Regions from separate parts of the Mus musculus genome. Here region 1 is linked to region 2. The links are chromatin loops, found by intact Hi-C in ENCODE. Cell type or tissue: heart. All regions are shown on one strand. Links, peaks and the distances in the headings refer to the core of each region. The heading gives the core; the rest is flanking DNA. Region 1 overlaps Gm40487 (a long non-coding RNA gene). Region 2 overlaps Gm33588 (a long non-coding RNA gene).

Region 1 (8,330 bases), core at 314-8,313, 90 kb after region 2:
CTCCTGCCTCAGCATCCCGAGTGCTAGAGTTCTAGGCATGTGGCACCATCTCTTAAGTTAAAAATACATATTGTGAACATGTGTCTTTAGATATGTATATTTGTGGATTATGAAGCTGGAAAGGGTATGGTGGGAAAGGAGGAAGATGTCCTAAGGGAAATGGGAAATGAGAACATTGGAAGGAAAACGTGGACCAGGCAGAAGGAAGGGAAGAGGGAGCACGGGGAAGAGGGAGCACTGGAGGGGCAGTGTGTGGGGAGGGGAACAGGGACAAAGGATAATGAGAATGTTCCGGTGAAACCTGTCAACTCAGATTCGAACCTAAAAGTGAATTAAAAGTAAAATAGGATAAATATAGTAATATGTATACTCATCGTTACTCTGTGGGTGGTAGCTTAGTATACGGTGTATTCATGTGTGTAAGTATGTCTGTATGCAAGCTTGAAGAGAGGCCTGAAGTCCAAACCAAGTATCTTCCTCTATCACTTTCTGCCATGTTTTTGTTGTTGTTGTTTTTTGGTTTTTTTGAGACAGGGTTTCTCTGTGTAGCCCTGGCTGTCCTGGAACTCACTTTGTAGACCAGGCTGGCCTCGAACTCAGAAATCCACCTGCCTCTTTCTCCCAAGTGCTGGGATTAAAGGCGTGTGCCACCACCACCCGGCTTTTTTTTTTTTTTTAAAGATTTATTTATTTTATGTATATGAGAACACTGTAGCTGTCTTCAGACATTCCAGATAGTTGTGAGCCACCATGTGGTTGCTGGGAATTAAACTCAGGACCTCTGGAAGAGCAATCGGTGCTCTTAACCGCTGAGCCATCTCTCCAGCCCCTCTGACTTGTTTTTTTGAGGTCTTTTTGATGAAGTCATCAATTAGCTAAACTGACTGGCCAGAAGACTCCAGGGACTTGCCTCTCTCCACCCCACCAGTGCTGGGATTACAGGAGTGTGCCATCACACCATATTTTTTCTTGCTTCCTTCCTACTTCTCATTTTCTTTTTAAAGATTTTATTTATTATATATAAGTACACTGTAGCTGTCTCCAGACACACCAGAAGAGGGCAGCAGATCCCATTACAGATGGTTGTGAGCCACCATGTGGTTGCTGGGATTTGAACTCAGGACCTCTGGAAGAGCAGGCAGTGTTCTTAACCACTGAGCCATCTCTCCAGCCCACTTTTTTTTTCTTTTTTTCTTTTTTTTTTAGAGATTTATTCATTTCTTGTTTTATATGAGTGTTTTGCCTGCATGTATGTATGTAGCCAACGTGCGTGCCTGAGGGTGTCACATCTGGAAGTGGAGTTGCAGTTGGTTGTAAGTCCGCTCTACGTGAGTGCTGGAAGCAAAGTCCCCTGCAAGAGCTGTCTGTACTCGTAACCACCGAGCAGTCTCTCCAGCCCTTCCCACACCTGTTTTTTTGTATAGGGGGATCTGAACCCAGATCCACTGCCTACACAGGAAGCACGTGATCTCCCGAGCCATGATCCTCCCCCGTGGGCTGTTTAAAATTTGTAAATTGTTTTTGGAATGTTCCAATTAACATTTTCAACTTTTTTTCAGGGCATGACCGGCTCTGGGAGCTGAAGCTACAGAGGATGATAAGGAGGACTCTTGAAGTGGAAAATGTGCCTCAGCCTCGGGAAGGAACTGCATCCTGGAACTGGAGACCGGGATGGACTCCAAAGAGGCCTTTCTGGCTCATTCCGGTTCCCTCTGCACACCTGCCTCAGCCTGTGGTCGTTTAAAAAAAACAAAAACTACTCCTGACCAAATTAGCTTTCTAAGCTGCCCGTGGCGGTTCAGGTGAGTAACAGTTCCACTCGCGAATTCCTGAGGGGAATTTGATCTCTCGAGGCTTTCCTGGGCCATCCTCAGCGATGCCAGAAAATTGGGAGCCACTCATCAGAGCCAGACACACAAGCTAACCCTAAAGTGACAGAGAGGCTTGAGACTGGAAAGATGGGGACCAGGGAAGATGGCCGGGTAGTAAACAGATCGCCACACAAGCACGAGGACCTGAATTTGAGTCGCAGCATGGTCCATATGAGAGCAAAGCCAGAATTTGTAACCCTAGTGTCAGGAGAGTATAGCTAGTGGTTCTCGGCCTTCCTAATGCTGCGGCCCTTTCATACAGTTCCTCATGCTGTGGTGACCTCCAACCATAACATTATTACGTCGCTACTTCATAACTGTAATTTGCTATTGCTATGAATTGAAATGTAAATATCTGATATCTGACCCCAGGGAGTCATGACCAGCAGGTTGAAAGGCACTGGTATAGACAGCCGGTTCCTCAAAGTTTACTAATCTGAGAGGTAAGCTCCAGGTTTAGAGGGAGACTAACTCAAAAGGTCGGGAGGAGAACAATAAAGACACTTGATCTCTGGTTTGCAAAAGCACACTCATGGGTGAGTGTACTTGAACAGACAAGGAGAGAGAGAGAGAGAGAGAGAGAGAGAGAGAGAGAGAGAGAGAGAGAGAGAGAGAGAGAGAACACAAACAAGAAAACACACACACACACACACACACACACACACACACACACACACACACACCGAGGGGAAATAGGCCAAAGCGTTTGCCCAGCAAGGCAAAATCTAATTCTCCAGTTTGGAATGTAGATCTGGCATAGTCTTATTTTCTTCCATTTCCTGCTTGCCTCCCTATCCAGACTCACCCTGCATAATGCATGCAGTTGACCCTCCATGGCTACAGGGCTCTGCACAGATTGTTCGCACTCTGGAATGTTCTTCCTCCTTTTCCACCTGACTGGCTTCTAATCATGCTTCAAAGAGTCAACTCAAATGTCACATTCTCATGCACAGAAAGTAATCTCTAGTCCGGGTCTCATTTTACTGGGAATTAATCATCTTAGTTGTCATGGTGAGACTTGTTACCCTTGGAGGGGCGGTAGCAGCATGCATCTTGGGAGTAAAGTGGTGTTCACAGTAAACTTCTGAAGGATATTCTTTTTTTTTTTTTTTTTTTTTTAATTTTTTTTTTAAAGATTTATTTATTTATTATATGTAAGTACACTGTAGTTGTCTTCAGATACACCTGAAGAGGGCATCAGATCTCATTACGGGTGGTTGTGAGCCACCATGTGGTTGCTGGGATTTGAACTTCGGACCTTCGGAAGAGCAGTCGGGTGCCCTTACCCACTGAGCCATCTCACCAGCCCCTGAAGGATATTCTATTCGCCACCAGTTCCTATGAACGACGGTTTCTAAATGGTGACGGTGAAGTTACAATTGGTAGCAGTATCAAAAGATATGAAAGGGGCTGGAGGGATGGCTCAGCGGTTAAGAGCACTGACTGCTCTTCCAGAGGTCCTGAGTTCAAATCCCAGCAACCATATGGTGGCTCACAACCATCTGTAATGGGATCTGGTGCCCTCTTCTGGGGTGTCTGAAGACAGCAACAGTGCACCTTCATATAATAAATAGATAAATCTTTAAAAAAAAAGATATGAAGATTTTTTTGTTTTTTTGTTTTCTTTGTGAGTCAGAGAAAGTGGGGAGGGAAGGAGAGGTTCCTGATAAGATACTAGCTATTCCCTACTACTAATAACACCTTAGGCATATCACAACCTAACAAATGACTACATTTCCCAGACTTCCTTGTGGCCAAGGCCAAACATATGACTAGGTCCCCACCCTAGTTTATGGATAGAAGAGATAAGCGTGACATCCATGCTTATTGCTTAAGGGGAAACAGTTTGCTGTCTGCTTTTTCTCTTCCCCTTTTTCTGGACCAAATATAAGGTGGTCATGACCCAGCTTTGACCACTCAGCCAAGAACAACATCCTAGGAACTGTGATGCAACATGATGGGAAGGAGCCACGTCCCTAAATGACCCAAAGGAGCTCAACAGCGCCAGCAGCCTGGACCACTCAGCTCTGGTCAGTTGCGTCTTCTTCAAGCCAAGAGTTGGGATCGTAGCCATGTTACCAATGCTTTACTCTAGCCATCTAGCCTTGCGGCCAAACAGGAGACAGTTCTCTAGAGCAGAGAAGAAATCACTGGTCCCCTTTTTGTCTCCATACCCCAAACATCAAACATAGCATCTTATAGATGAGAAGTGTTCAAGGAGCCTTTGATAATTCAATGGGTGCTGGGCTGGAAGGGAGGGAAGAGACAGGCGGTAAAAAGTGAGTGATGGAATGGGCTGTAGTCTTGGAAGTAGAGTGTTTGCCTGGCATATAGGTAGGAGGCAGGCCCTTAGTTTGATCCCAGCATGGCAAAAAAAAAAAAAAAAAAAAAAAGACGGAAGAAAGAAAGGAAAGATGAATGGAAGGAAAGAAAGACTATGTTAGAACATCTCTGAACAGCCCGTGAAGCAAGCGCAGGTGAAGGAGGACTTCCATTGCTGCCACCTAGATTCCATGGAACTTTTTTTTTTTTTTAAAAGTTAGGGGGGAAAATATCACGTTAGTTGATTGACCCCTGCTGGCCGTTTGGAATTCTGCAGCTTGAATCAGTCAAACTGTTCAGCCAAAAATGTCTTCACTTTTTAGAGATCAAGGAAGCAGCTGTTAAAAATCTGAATCCACACTTAGGAAGCACTAAAACCCAACAACGATAGACACAGCCGGGGGGGGGGGGTCGGGGGGGGGGACAGACGACGACTAACAATAACAGAGAAGTGCTCTGGGCCGGCCACGGTGGCGGCGGTGCTGAAGCAGCCCTCCTCCAATGGAGGAGGGATGGCTCAGGATCTGGTTTTGCTCTAGAAGGTTGATTGAAGCTCGGGGTCCAGTTTCTCCTTTTTATAGATGTGTTTCTGTCCTTTGATCATGTCAAGCCGTAAGATGTCTCTCTGGTCCTTTCTCTTCTCTCCTCCTGTCATTTCCTTATCTGTTTCCACAGCTTGGCCTCTCTCTCTCTCTCTCTCTCTCTCTCTCTCTCCCTCTCCCTCTCTCTCTCTCATTTCTATCAGTGGAGTTAGTCATGACATTGTTGAGTTATTTGATTAAGAAAAAAAAATGAGGGCTGGTGAGATGGCTCAGCAGGTAAGAGCACCCGACTGCTCTTCCAAAGGTCTAGAGTTCAAATCCCAGCAACCACATGGTGGCTCACAACCATCTGTAACGAGATCTAGCACCCTCTTCTGGAGTGTCTGAAGACAGCTACAGTGTACTTACATATAATCAATAAATAAATCTTTAAAAAAAAAAAAAGAAAAAAAATGAAAGCTGAAAAATAAACAAAAAACTTTCTTTCTTTTTTTTCTTTTTTCTTTTTTTAGTTTAGTTTTGTTTTCTTTTTCGAGACAGGGTTTCTCTGTGTAGCCCTGGCTGTCTTGGAACTCACTCTGTAGACCAGGCTGGCCTCGAATTCAGAAATCTGCCTGCCTCTGCCTCCCAAGTGCTGGACCCACACCCGGCTGTAACAAAACACTTTCGTTCACAAACTCTCTCAAAGCATTGTCAAGAATCAGAATCTCCTCAGACTAGAAGAAGGCATCCCAGGGCAGCGGCAGGGCTCTTCTTCAGTTTTGGGGATGGGGGAGATGCTTCTAAAAACCAGCCTGGTAACTCTCAGAGTGGCTGGAGAGATGGCTCAGTGGTTAAGAGCGCTCACTGCTCTTTCAAAGGACTGGGGTTTAATTCCCAGCATTCACGGAGTGACTTCAACTCCAGTTTCAAGGTGTCTGACTCTGTCTTTTTTCCTCCTCTTGAGGCCCTGGGCACTCTTTTTTTTTTTTTTTTTTTTTTTTTTTTCGGTTTTTGGTTTTTCGAGGCAGGGTTTCTCTGTGTAGCCCTGGCTGTCCTGGAACTCACTCTGTAGACCAGGTTGGCCTCCAATTCAGAAATCCACCTGCCTCTGCCTCCCGAGTGCTGGGATTAAAGGCGTGCACCACCATGCCCGGTGAGGCAGAACACTCATATGTGCTGCATAGTTTTACATAAACTTGAGACAAGCTAAAGTCATCTGAGAGGAGGGGACCTCAGTTAACAAAAGTCCTCCATCAGATAGGAAAACCTGTAAGGCATTTTCTTAAGCAGTGATTGATAGTGAGGGCTCAGCCATTTGTGGGTGGGGCCATCCCTGGGCTGTGATTCTGGGATCTGTAAGAAAGCAAACTGAGCAAGCCAGTAAGCAGCGTCCCTCCATGGCCTCTGCGTCAGCTCTTGCCTCCAGGTTTCTGTCTCATTTGAGTTCCTGTCTGGACTTCCTTCAATGATGGACTACAGAGTGGAAGTGTAAGCTAAATAAACCCTTTCCTCCCCAACTTGCTTTTCGGTCATGGTGTTTCGACTAAGCATCAGAACTCCACCAAGGACAGTGGATCTCAATAGGTGGCCCAGTCTAGACTTGGACTGTGTAGCCCAGAACTCAGGAGGCTGAGGCATGAAGATAGTAGCTTTGAAGACAGGCTGGGCTATAGAGCTCAAGTCTAGCCTGAGCTATTCAGAAGGGCTCATACCTGGAGACAGAGGGCTTGTGAAAGGCTTGTAGGATATTCCTGATGGAAGATGGATTCACCCCAAGCCAGTCACTGGGGCTTTCTCTCTTTGCACACTGAAAAGTATGTGGTCTTTTCTGTTTCTTTGGCTCTGGCTGCTGGAGAAAGAAGCAGAAGGTGTTGTTACCAACTATCTATGATGCCAGGCTTCTAGGTATGGGAAGCAATGATATCCAGAGAAGAGGGGAAGGGTGCATGTGAAGGAGAGCAAGATGAGGAAGCGTCAAGGCTGGAGCAACTGATCCTGTATCCTCAAGGCCAGATCAACTGATCCTGTATGCTCAGACACCAGCACTATTTTTTTTTTTTTGATGTGCACCTGCCCTCTTCTAGAGACTGTTCAGGGAGAATATGAACATGGGCTCCCTATTAGAGATAGGGATTTAAAAAGACAATAAGCTTATACTGTATGACTTTGTTTATTTGAATCCTGTGATTGTATATGCTCTGCCCAGGGAGTGGCACTATTAGAAGGTGTGACCCTGTTGGAGCAGGTGTGTCACTGAGGGTGTGGGCTTTAAGACCCTCATCCTAGCTGCTTGGAAGCCAGTCTTCTGCTAGCAGCCTTCAGATGAAGATGTAGATCTCTCAGCTCCTCCTGTACCATGCCTGCCTGGACCATGCCTGCTCCCACCTTGATGATAATGGATGGGACCACTGAACCTGTAAGCCAGCCCCAATTAAATGTTGTCCTTTATAAGACTTGCCTTGGTCCTGGTGTCTGTTCACAGCAACGAAAACCCTAACTTAGACAAATCCCTAGGACTTGTTAAATCCTGCAACAGGGAGATGTCAGGACAGTGGCTCTTGATTCAGTGTGTGAATATGTGAATGGAGTTGGAGGTTGACTGGGAAGGACCGTGTGACGGTTTGTATATCCTTGGACCAGGGAGTGGCACCATCTGAAGGTGTGGCCTTGTTGGAATAGGTGTGACCTGGTTGGAATGGGTGTGTCACTGTGGGTGTGGGTATAAGATCCTCACCCTAGTTGACTGGAAGTCAGTCTTACACTAGCAGCCTTTGGATGAAGACATAGAACTCTCAGTTTCTCCTGTGCCATGCCTGCCTGGATACTGCCATGCTCCCACTTTGATGGTAATGGACTGAACCTCTGAATCTGTAAGCCAGCACCAATTAAATGCTGTTTTTTATAAGACTTGCCTTGGTCATTGTGTCTGTTCAAAGCAGTAAAACCCTAACTAAGACAGACCGTGAGGGTATTTTCTGTATTTCTATGAAGGATTTGGATTTCCTTCTTATAAAGCTTAATTCAAAAGTAGACCAATAGACCCAAGATTTGTGCATACCACAGCATATAGATCAGATGTGGCTAAGTGTTGAATTGGGGTGGAGTGTTTGTCAGGGTTTTCTGACTTCTTGGTTCATTTCTAACAGGTCTCTATGCAGCCAGGTATATTTTGGATGCTTCACCTTCTGGATTCAGAAAGTTGGTACTAGGGTGTTGAATATGCCCAGCCCCCAAGGCTTGTTGCCTGGCAACCAACCAAGGATCTGTTGATAATGCTATAATCGTGACTTCATCCTGAGGAGAGATTGGCAGCCAGCTTCCAAAAGGGTACCCAGGGGTCCCTATCAACAAGTTATGACATTAAGTCAAGCATCATGCTTGTTCTCGGGTCAGTCGTTTTGGAGGAAGCCAGTCCTGAGGAGATGCCTCCTGACCCCCAGCTAGCGTCAGCTGCCAGCCACCTGGAGGAGTCACTTTGGAAGCAGATCCTCCAGACCTGGTTCATGCTTCACCATGAGCCTCCCGAGAGGGCTCAAGTCAGATCCATCTTGCCAAGAGTTCCCTACCCAGAGAAGCTCAGATGAAAGGCAGACTGCTGTCTGAGGCCTGAAAA
Region 2 (8,330 bases), core at 256-8,255:
AAGAAGAATGCAGCAACCATGTGAGGTCTGGTGGGGGTGGGGGTGGGGTGGGGGTGGGGGTGGGTGGTTGGGACTTGTAGCCACTACTCCAGGCAGGTGGGTGGCCAAGGATGTTTGACAGTGGCCAGGTGAGACTAGCCACTGAAGTTTAGGGCAAGTGGAGAGACAGAGATAATACTTTGGCAAGGACATGCTTTTCTAGGTGGGAGATATCAGCGCCCAGCAGTTGTGCCAAGAAAGCAAGTTTGTAAAGGAATAAACTGTGTGTGTATCTTATCTTTTCTCCGTGGATTCAAGGGAAGCTGGGTGAGGACTGGTAGAGCCCCGGAGCTAAAGGTAAAGGCAGGTAGAGCAGAAGGGAAGCCGGGTGGGGGCTGGTAGCTCAGCCCGCCCTGGAGCTAAAGGCAGTAGCATAAAACAACATGCAACAACACACCTCCTAATATTGCCGCTTTCTGGGAGCCGAACATTCAAACACGTGAGTCTGCGGGGGGTGGGGGGATGGGATGTGGGGTGAGGGGGGGATCTATTCAAACTACTACAGTTGCAGCACCTAGACCAGTCTTCAGAGACTGGTTTAACTGAATATACCGAGGGCCAAATTTGAATTTCCTCCTTTTCCTCAATGGTGTAGGTGCCCCACTTCACTCTTATCATTCACAGGTACACTGGGTTACTGTTCTAGCTGGGTTGGATGGTTTGTAGTTCAGTAGCACACTTCCATGCTACTGTAGCTCTGGGTACCCAGCATACTCCCAGGACTTAAGACATGCATAGTAACAATGTATTCAAAAATGAATAGATACTAGGTTCTCTCTCAATCTCTCTCTCCTTCTCTCTCTCTTCTCTTCCTCCCCTCTGTTCTTCCTTCCCCTCCTCCTCCTCTTCTTTGTCTTCTCTCCCTCCCCTCTTACTCTCCTTCCCTCCCCTCCTCTCCCCCTCCCTTCCCCTCCCATCTTCTTCTTCCTCCTCTTCCCCCTCCTCCTCTTCTTCTTTTTCTTCTTCTTCTTCCTCTCTCCCCTTCCTTCTCTTCCTCCTTCTCCCCTTCCCCCTCCTCTTCCTTCTCCTCTTCTTCTTTCTGTGTGTAGTCAAGTTGGTAGCAATGGCAGGGAAGGCAGTAATGACTGTGTTTTACAGGGTAGAGCTAGGAAAAGATTAAGATATTGTGTCCTTTTATTACAAGGGACATTTTCTTTGCCAGCGTGTTTGGCAAGGTGAAGCCTTTTCTGAAAACCTAACAACTGGTTCTAATTTTACACAGTAAGAGGGAACTATAACCCAAAGCTGTATATCCACCTGAAAGAGAGCCGTGTTCACTTGAGGAATATTTAATGCTATTTTGTTTGGTATCATTAGATACCACACACATGCTAATCACAACTACAATGGCTTCATCCTCCAGTACATGGGATTGTATGCAGGGGTAGGGGAGTGGGCAGGTAGGGGTGGGTGAGGAAGTTTCCTGGGGAAATGAGGAACAAGGTAATCAAGGGAGACCTCTTATTCTATAATAAACCATCTTGAGTTGGGGGTGATTAGTGGACATCCCCCCTTCTTTTTTTTTCAGATTTATTTATTATTATATATAAGTACACTGTAGCTGTCTCTAGACACACCAGAAGAGGGCATCAGATCTCATTACAGATGGTTGTGAGCCACCATGTGGTTGCTGGGATTTGAATTCAGGACCTCTGGAAGAACAGTGAGTGCTCTTAACTGCTGAGCCATCTCCCCAGCCCTGTGGACATCCCTTAAGTTCAGACCCAGGTAGCTGGGTGTAGTAGATTTTTAACCCCAGCACTTGGAAGGCAGAGGCAGGCCAGTTCTCAGCATTTCATGGTATAAGGTGTGGACAAATGGCAGTTAGAAATGTGCAATTAACAGGCCAGTTCAAAGGACATAGACAGATAGTAGGAGGAACTGATCTATCTTGAGGGCACATTGGGTAGGGCCTATCTGCAGTAAGAAGTGCAGAGATTCTAGAGCCAGGTCCAGCATCAAACCAGAGACATGCTTTTCTTAGAGCACTCTTGAGTCAAAGACAAAAGATACAAATGTATGTAAAGGAGAGCAGAAGGTACCAGGCAGAGATGAGTGAGGAACATGAAAAACTGTATGTGGGGTGGGGGTTAGGGTAGGGATATGTGTGTGCAGGGGTAGTGGAGTGGGAAGGTAGGGGTGGGTGAGGAGGAACAAGGTAAGCCAGGGAGAATCTCTTATGCTCTAATAAACCATCTTGAATTGGGGTGGGGTAGGGTGTCTAGTAGACACCCCTTAAATTCAGGCTCAGGTAGCTGAGTGTGGTCAGTCTTTAATCCTAGCACTTGGGAGGCAGGGGCAGGGGCAGGGGCAGGGGCAGGGGCAGGGGCAGGGGCAGGGGCAGGGGCAAAGGAATCACTGTGAGTTCAAAGCCAGCCTGTGCTATATAATGAGTTCTAGAACAGCCAGAGCTACACAGTGAGAGCCAGTTATCAGGGAGTCTGGGCCGTTTTTCTCTAGGGTTCTAGCACTGAGCACAAGGGGTGGGTACCAACTCATCCTGGTCTTTTAGGTACTTTCTACTTGTTTTTTTGTTGTTGGGTTTTTTTTTTTTTTTTTTTTTTCAGATGGTAAAGGAAGACACTACGTTTTACATAGCATGATGGGTTTCAATGTCTGCCTCGGGCATCACTTCTGTGCTGGTCATCCCTCATCTCCATCTCTACTCTTGCTCACACACTCACCTGCCATGACTCAGCTAAAATCCCTGCCTCTCCAGGATGGGAGTCATCACCCTGCTTTCTCTCATCTCAGCCTGCCCCGCACCTGTTGTGGCCACGCCCTTCGTCTCAGCCCTTTCCGAGCAATAAAGCATCCTTTCCTTCCCAGGGTCTCACTGCTCTCTGCAGCTGGCTAGGTTTGCAGTGTTTAGCATCAACACCGACTCCTGCCTCTCTTCTAGCCTTTCATCCAAGTTTCTAAGCACCGTTGTAGTCTCAGGTACTTAGGAGCCAGAGGCAGGAGGATTATTTGAATTCAGAAGTTTGAGATTAACCTAGATGATGTACTGAGAGCCTATCTCCATTAAAAAAAAAAAGTGTGTGAAGTGTGTGTGTGTTCCTGTGTCCTTGGTTTGATTTATAGATATTATGAATCTTATAGTTCTGTCTTCTCTTCCTGCCTACCTAATCGCTCTTCCTCTTTCCCTCCCTCATTCCCTCCCTCCCTCTCTCCCTCCCTCCCTCCCTCCCTCTTTGCCTCCCTCCCTTTCTTCCTCCTTCCTTCCCTCCAACTCTTCCTACTCACCTGCCCTTCTTTTCTGGTTTTTGATTTTATGAAAGAACATTTATCTATCTATCTATCTATCTATCTATCTATCTATCTATCTATCCCTTTTATTTGTATAAAAACAAACAAAGGATTTTTGAAAATGGAGACACACACCTAGGCAGGTTTGTACATTTGAAACTGGACTCCGGCAGAGTGTGGTTTCTAACTCCAGTGGAACAGAAGTGTTGGGCAGTTTGAAGTTGTTCTCAGATTGACTTCATACAGGTATTACATTCATAGAATAAAATAGCTTCATTAAAAAACCAAAACTAAAACCTAGCAGTGAGCACATGTGTCTTTTTGGAAAAGAAAACGTAGCCCTTTCACAAGTAAAACCCAGCCTGGCTCGCTGCTCTCTGCCTCATCCCCCTCTTACTGTTTTGAGTAATTTGCTTATAGAGGGTACATGTTAAATCTAACATTAACATTTTAAATCAGAGGACTACGTGGAGAGGGGGGTGGGGTGGGTGGGAGGGGATTGAAGGCAGTGGATTTGTTAGGTGTCAGCACACAGGAGTGAAGGCACACTTTAAATCAGTCACTAGACATTACTTTAGCAAAAAATCAAAATATAAGCAGAAGCAGGTAGATCTTGGTGAGTTTGAGGCTAGCCTGGTCGATGTAGAGAGTTGCAGGCAGCCTGGGCTGTGTAGTGAGACCCGATTTCAATATCAAACCGTGGTGCACACCTTTGGTTTTTTTTTTTTCAAGACAGGGTTTCTCTGTGTAGTCCTGCCTGTACTGCCTGGCTGTATTTTGATTTTCATTGTTGTTTGGTTTGACATAGTCTTACTATATAGTTCTGGCTACTTGGAACTCTCTATGTAGACCAGGCTAGCCTCAAACTAACCTACCTCTGCTTATATTTTGCTTTTGGTTAAACTTACATTTTATATCTTTGGCTAAAATTAGTTCAGGTAGCCAGATTTCCCCAGACTCAACACTACCTCCTTTCTCTTTTTATTTTGCTTTTGGAAAAGCCCCTGAAAGTCCATTCGTCTCTTTCTGAGTGTTTTAGAGACGGTGGAAACGATTCCTCTTCTTGGTTAGAATTAGCAGTTGCGTCCCACACTTGACTGAGACAGCTCTACTCACACATAGCTCTGCCCTGGGCTGGATGTGATCCCAGGTGGGAAGTTAGGCTTTACCTAAGGAGACACAAGAGCATTTTGTGGAGTTTGTTTTGCTTTTTCAAGACAGGCTTTCTCTGTGTAGCCCTGGCTGTCCTGGAACTTGCTCTGTTGACCAGGCTGGCCTTGAACTCAGAGATCCACCTGCCTCTGCCTCCCAAGTGCTGGGATTAAAGGCGTGCGTCACTACAGCCCAATTTTGTGGATATTTTTGAAACATCTTTCTTCATAAACTCAAGGATATATAAATATGTAATTTTTTGATACAGACTTGTGTACACACACACACACACATTTTGAGATAAGGTCCTACTATTAACTCGTTTGTAACTGGGTCTAACTATTAACTACTGTGAACTAGCCAGTTTGATACTCACTATGTAGCCCAAGCTGGCCTTGAACTTGTGGCAATTCTCCTGTTTTAGCCCCCTGAGTGCTGTGATTGTATTCATACCCCACCACACAAGCTTTACTATATTTTGATTAATGGAGAGGTAATCAAAGACTTAAATCAAAAAACAAATCAGAGACTATGTCATCATGAAGAGATTTCTTTTTTTTTTCTCTCTTTCTTTTTTGAATCACACAGCAGCTTGAACTGATGAAGATAGCAGTGGTATAAACTCAGGACTCAAATGCACAGCACACTAATTGTGCACTTGCTGTCTTCCCAGCCCGGCTTAAAGTGTGGAAGCTGACGTGTATAGACCAGAACTGAGACTCACTCTTTTTATCTATTTAAATTTTGACTCCTGATGTTGGTGGGAAACTGGCTCATAGGCAAATGATTTCAGATTAGCTTCCATGTGTGGGAGGGACTTCCTTGTCAAACTTCGCCTGTTAGGCAGCGCCCAGGCCATTCTTTTTCTTGACCCCATAGACATCCAAGGAGTGAGGGTCCAGATAGAAAAGAAGTAGGGCAACGGAGAGAACCTGATCAATATGCACAGGGAAACCGGTTTCACTCACAGGGTTTTGTTGTTTCTGTTGTTATTATGTGTGTGTGTGTGATTATACAGTGTGTACACACGCACACACACACACACACACACACACACACACACACACACACACACGCACCTGGTGCCTGAGGAGGTCAGAAGAGGGTGCTGGAATTGGAGATATGGAGAGTTGGTAGTTGCCATGTGGGTTCTGAGAACCAAACATAGGTCCTTTGAAAGAGCAGCAAGTGCTCTCAACCACTGAGCCGTTGCTTCAGCCCCTGAATACTGGTTTTCTTTAATTGTTTTTTCTTTTCTATGAATGCTTGCACTTTCTGGAACCACAAGAAATCACTGACCCTAACTCTGGGGCTTGTCCATTTCTGTTGCACAGTTAAATGCTCACAATGCTCCCTGGAGTCTTTCTAATTTTCTAAGACACAGGAAAGGAAACTGAACTTCAGAGTCCGTCCTACAGCAGGTGGGGAGGTGAGTGAATGTGTGTGTAGTGTGTGTGTGTGTGTGTGTGTGTGTGTGTGTGTGTGTGTGTGTCTTTTCCCAAACATCAGTAGTCCCTCAGATCATAGGACCAGTTACATACATACTATAAAACCACTTTCCTGGGGCTGGAGAGATGGCTCAGTGGTTAAGAGCACTGACTGCTCTTCCAAAGGTCCTAAGTTCAACTCTCAACAACCACATGGTGACTCACAACCATCTGCAATGAGATCATATGCTCTCTTCTGGTGTGTCTGAAGACAGCTACAGTGCACTGATACATAAAATAAACAAATCTTTACAAACAAACAAACAAATAAATAAATAAATATATTATTGAAGTTAGTTTGGTCATATCCTTGCCTTCTTTCTTTTTAACTCTTACCCGTTGCCCATCTGTCTTGGGGTTGCACTGGAGGTGAAATCAAGCAAGGATCTCCTGACTCACAGCCTTGTTCCCTCTTGAACTTTGCCACACTTGGTTGCTGCCTGTTTTATTGACAATGACCGGAATCACATTTATACAGCCAAATATGCTGTGTGCCATGTTGACCTGAAGTTATTGAAAGCGCTGAGGACTGGAGAGGGCTTGATCAAGAGCTCTGGCTGCTCTTGCAGAGGACATGAGTTCAATTCCCAGCACCCACTTGGTGGCTCACAGCTCTAACTCCAGTTCCAGGGGATCCAATGCTGTCTTGTGGCCTCTCTGGACACCAAGCATGCATGTAGTACACATACATACAGACAGACAAAACACCTACACACATGAAATAAAATAAATCTAAAACTTAAAAAAGAACTGACAACTTTTCGGTTAAAAACATCTCTTCTAGATCTTTTCCCATGAGAAATACACTTTTCTCTATTTTTACTGTTTATTGTTTTAATGATTATTTTTTAAATTGGCTTCAGGCTTATCTCTCTGTAAACAAACAAAAGGGACTTTCCTTCCTGCTGGTTTTCACAGACTTTTCGAGAGCAACGTTTACTATTCTTTCAGAGCTGCAACGACTCTTGCTCTTCCCCAAGACCCCGGAACGTGGGACACATTGGGCTTCAAAGGTGATTTAAAGTTCCTATTTTTCTGAGGTGCATTCTGGGGGATTTCTCCTCAACCTTTCTTATCTAAGTGCATACAAAGAGCAAGCACAACTAAACAGTCAAGGAGCAACAGTTTTAATCCCAGGCGTCTGGGGGTTAAGTGGGTTTGCAGACTGGGCCCCTCCCCTGAGCGTTACCTGCCACCCCATCTGGATTCACTTAGAGGCCACCAGCCAGTTATCTGCCTCCCTCTCCAGCAAAGCTCTTCACGGGATTCCTGACAGCACTTACTTAGCCAGACCTACTGGGCAGAACGTGATCCCTAGATGATAGTGCATCATAAATCCGCCTGCCCTGCCTCGCCTCAGCGGGCATGGGACCTCCACGTGACTCATTCCACAGGCTTCCTGTGAGATTAGACAGGTGCTCGCTGGGAATTTGAATAGCTTTAGATCCAGCAGTTCTGCTATTTCTGGTGTGGGCAGTGATGACTGCTCACCCAGGAGGGCAGGACCAGTGGCCAGCCTGTCTCTAGCGTTAACATCATCTGTCCCGCTTGCTAAGGAGCCTGCGTCGAGGACGCTACACCAAAGGAATCGCTGTTCTTGGAGTCTGCTGTCTCTATCATGTACCTAAAATAACTCCGGAGACACTGATGAGGGCATCACTGACAGACATGATTGGCTTCAAGGGCATCTGAAAGACCGAGCTTGCCCTCTGATTTAGGAGGCCTGGGGGGGGGGGGTTCTTCTGCGTTGTCTCTGGCAGCCTGCCATTTGCCTCTTCTACATGGCAATCTCTCCTCCGACTTCAGCTCCTGGGATAGAGATCCTATCTGAGGGGTCTGGTCAAGGAAGTTACCCGAAGCGACCACCTGCTCTTATCATTCCACGGCTGGGTTGCGCAGCCTCTTCTCTAGGTCGCGATTTATAATCTGATACTTGTTCTCTTCTGGTGAGTTCTGTGTGCCACACTTAGCTCCACAAAACTCCACAACCTTTGGTTGGTTTCCCTCCTCTTCCTCTTCACCTGCCTTCTTCTTACTACACCCCCAACCCCCAATGCCTAGCCCATAGTGCTTAACTGGTTCATAGTAAGTTTTAATCAAATTCCATTAGTAAATTCAATGATGAGATTTTTTTTTTTTTAAACCGCCTTCCCTGCCTCTTCTTCATTATGGGCTGCATAATTTTCGGATTTTCTTGAGCATACTTTTAACCTCGTTTGAGAAAAGCACACATCTAAAGCTTTCTATCTACCAATAGACGCGTGGTTTTTCAGAGATGGTGGTATTTATTAGATATCTCATTCCTGTAAGTCCTGATGCCTTTGCTCCCGCTGTAATGCAGCCAGAGTCGTTGAACTGACCATTCTCTTGGCAAAAAACAAACAAAATATCTAGACTGAAGGC

Evidence for each region. Hi-C counts contacts between places; a loop is a spot of excess contacts. Peaks named below come from ENCODE experiments on the same cell type or tissue, not always from the same donor. Only the 100,000 strongest peaks of a DNase experiment are listed, where the experiment ranks them.
Region 1: it touches region 2 in a loop (4-fold over the local background); 5 of 42 quality-filtered maps call a loop at or near these places.

What each region holds. Positions count from the first base shown.
Region 1 is chr8:34,061,705-34,070,034 of GRCm38, forward strand. Gm40487 (a long non-coding RNA gene) reads left to right here. Exons shown (of 3, transcript XR_870314.2): 2 at 1,560-1,802; 3 at 2,671-2,867. Among named protein-coding and RNA genes, the nearest start is that of Gm40486, 10 kb to the left of the region's middle. In heart, for the core only: CTCF peaks have their summits at 3,398 (motif pointing left) and 4,447 (motif pointing left); DNase peaks (open chromatin) are centred at 1,697, 3,837 and 4,407; H3K4me3 peaks cover 398 bases; H3K27ac peaks cover 2,244 bases.
Region 2 is chr8:33,971,420-33,979,749 of GRCm38, forward strand. Gm33588 (a long non-coding RNA gene) reads left to right here. Exons shown (of 2, transcript XR_378863.2): 2 at 2,607-3,085. Among named protein-coding and RNA genes, the nearest start is that of Gm33588, 11 kb to the left of the region's middle. In heart, for the core only: no CTCF peak of the experiment used is centred there; a DNase peak (open chromatin) is centred at 7,322; H3K4me3 peaks cover 1,196 bases; H3K27ac peaks cover 3,661 bases.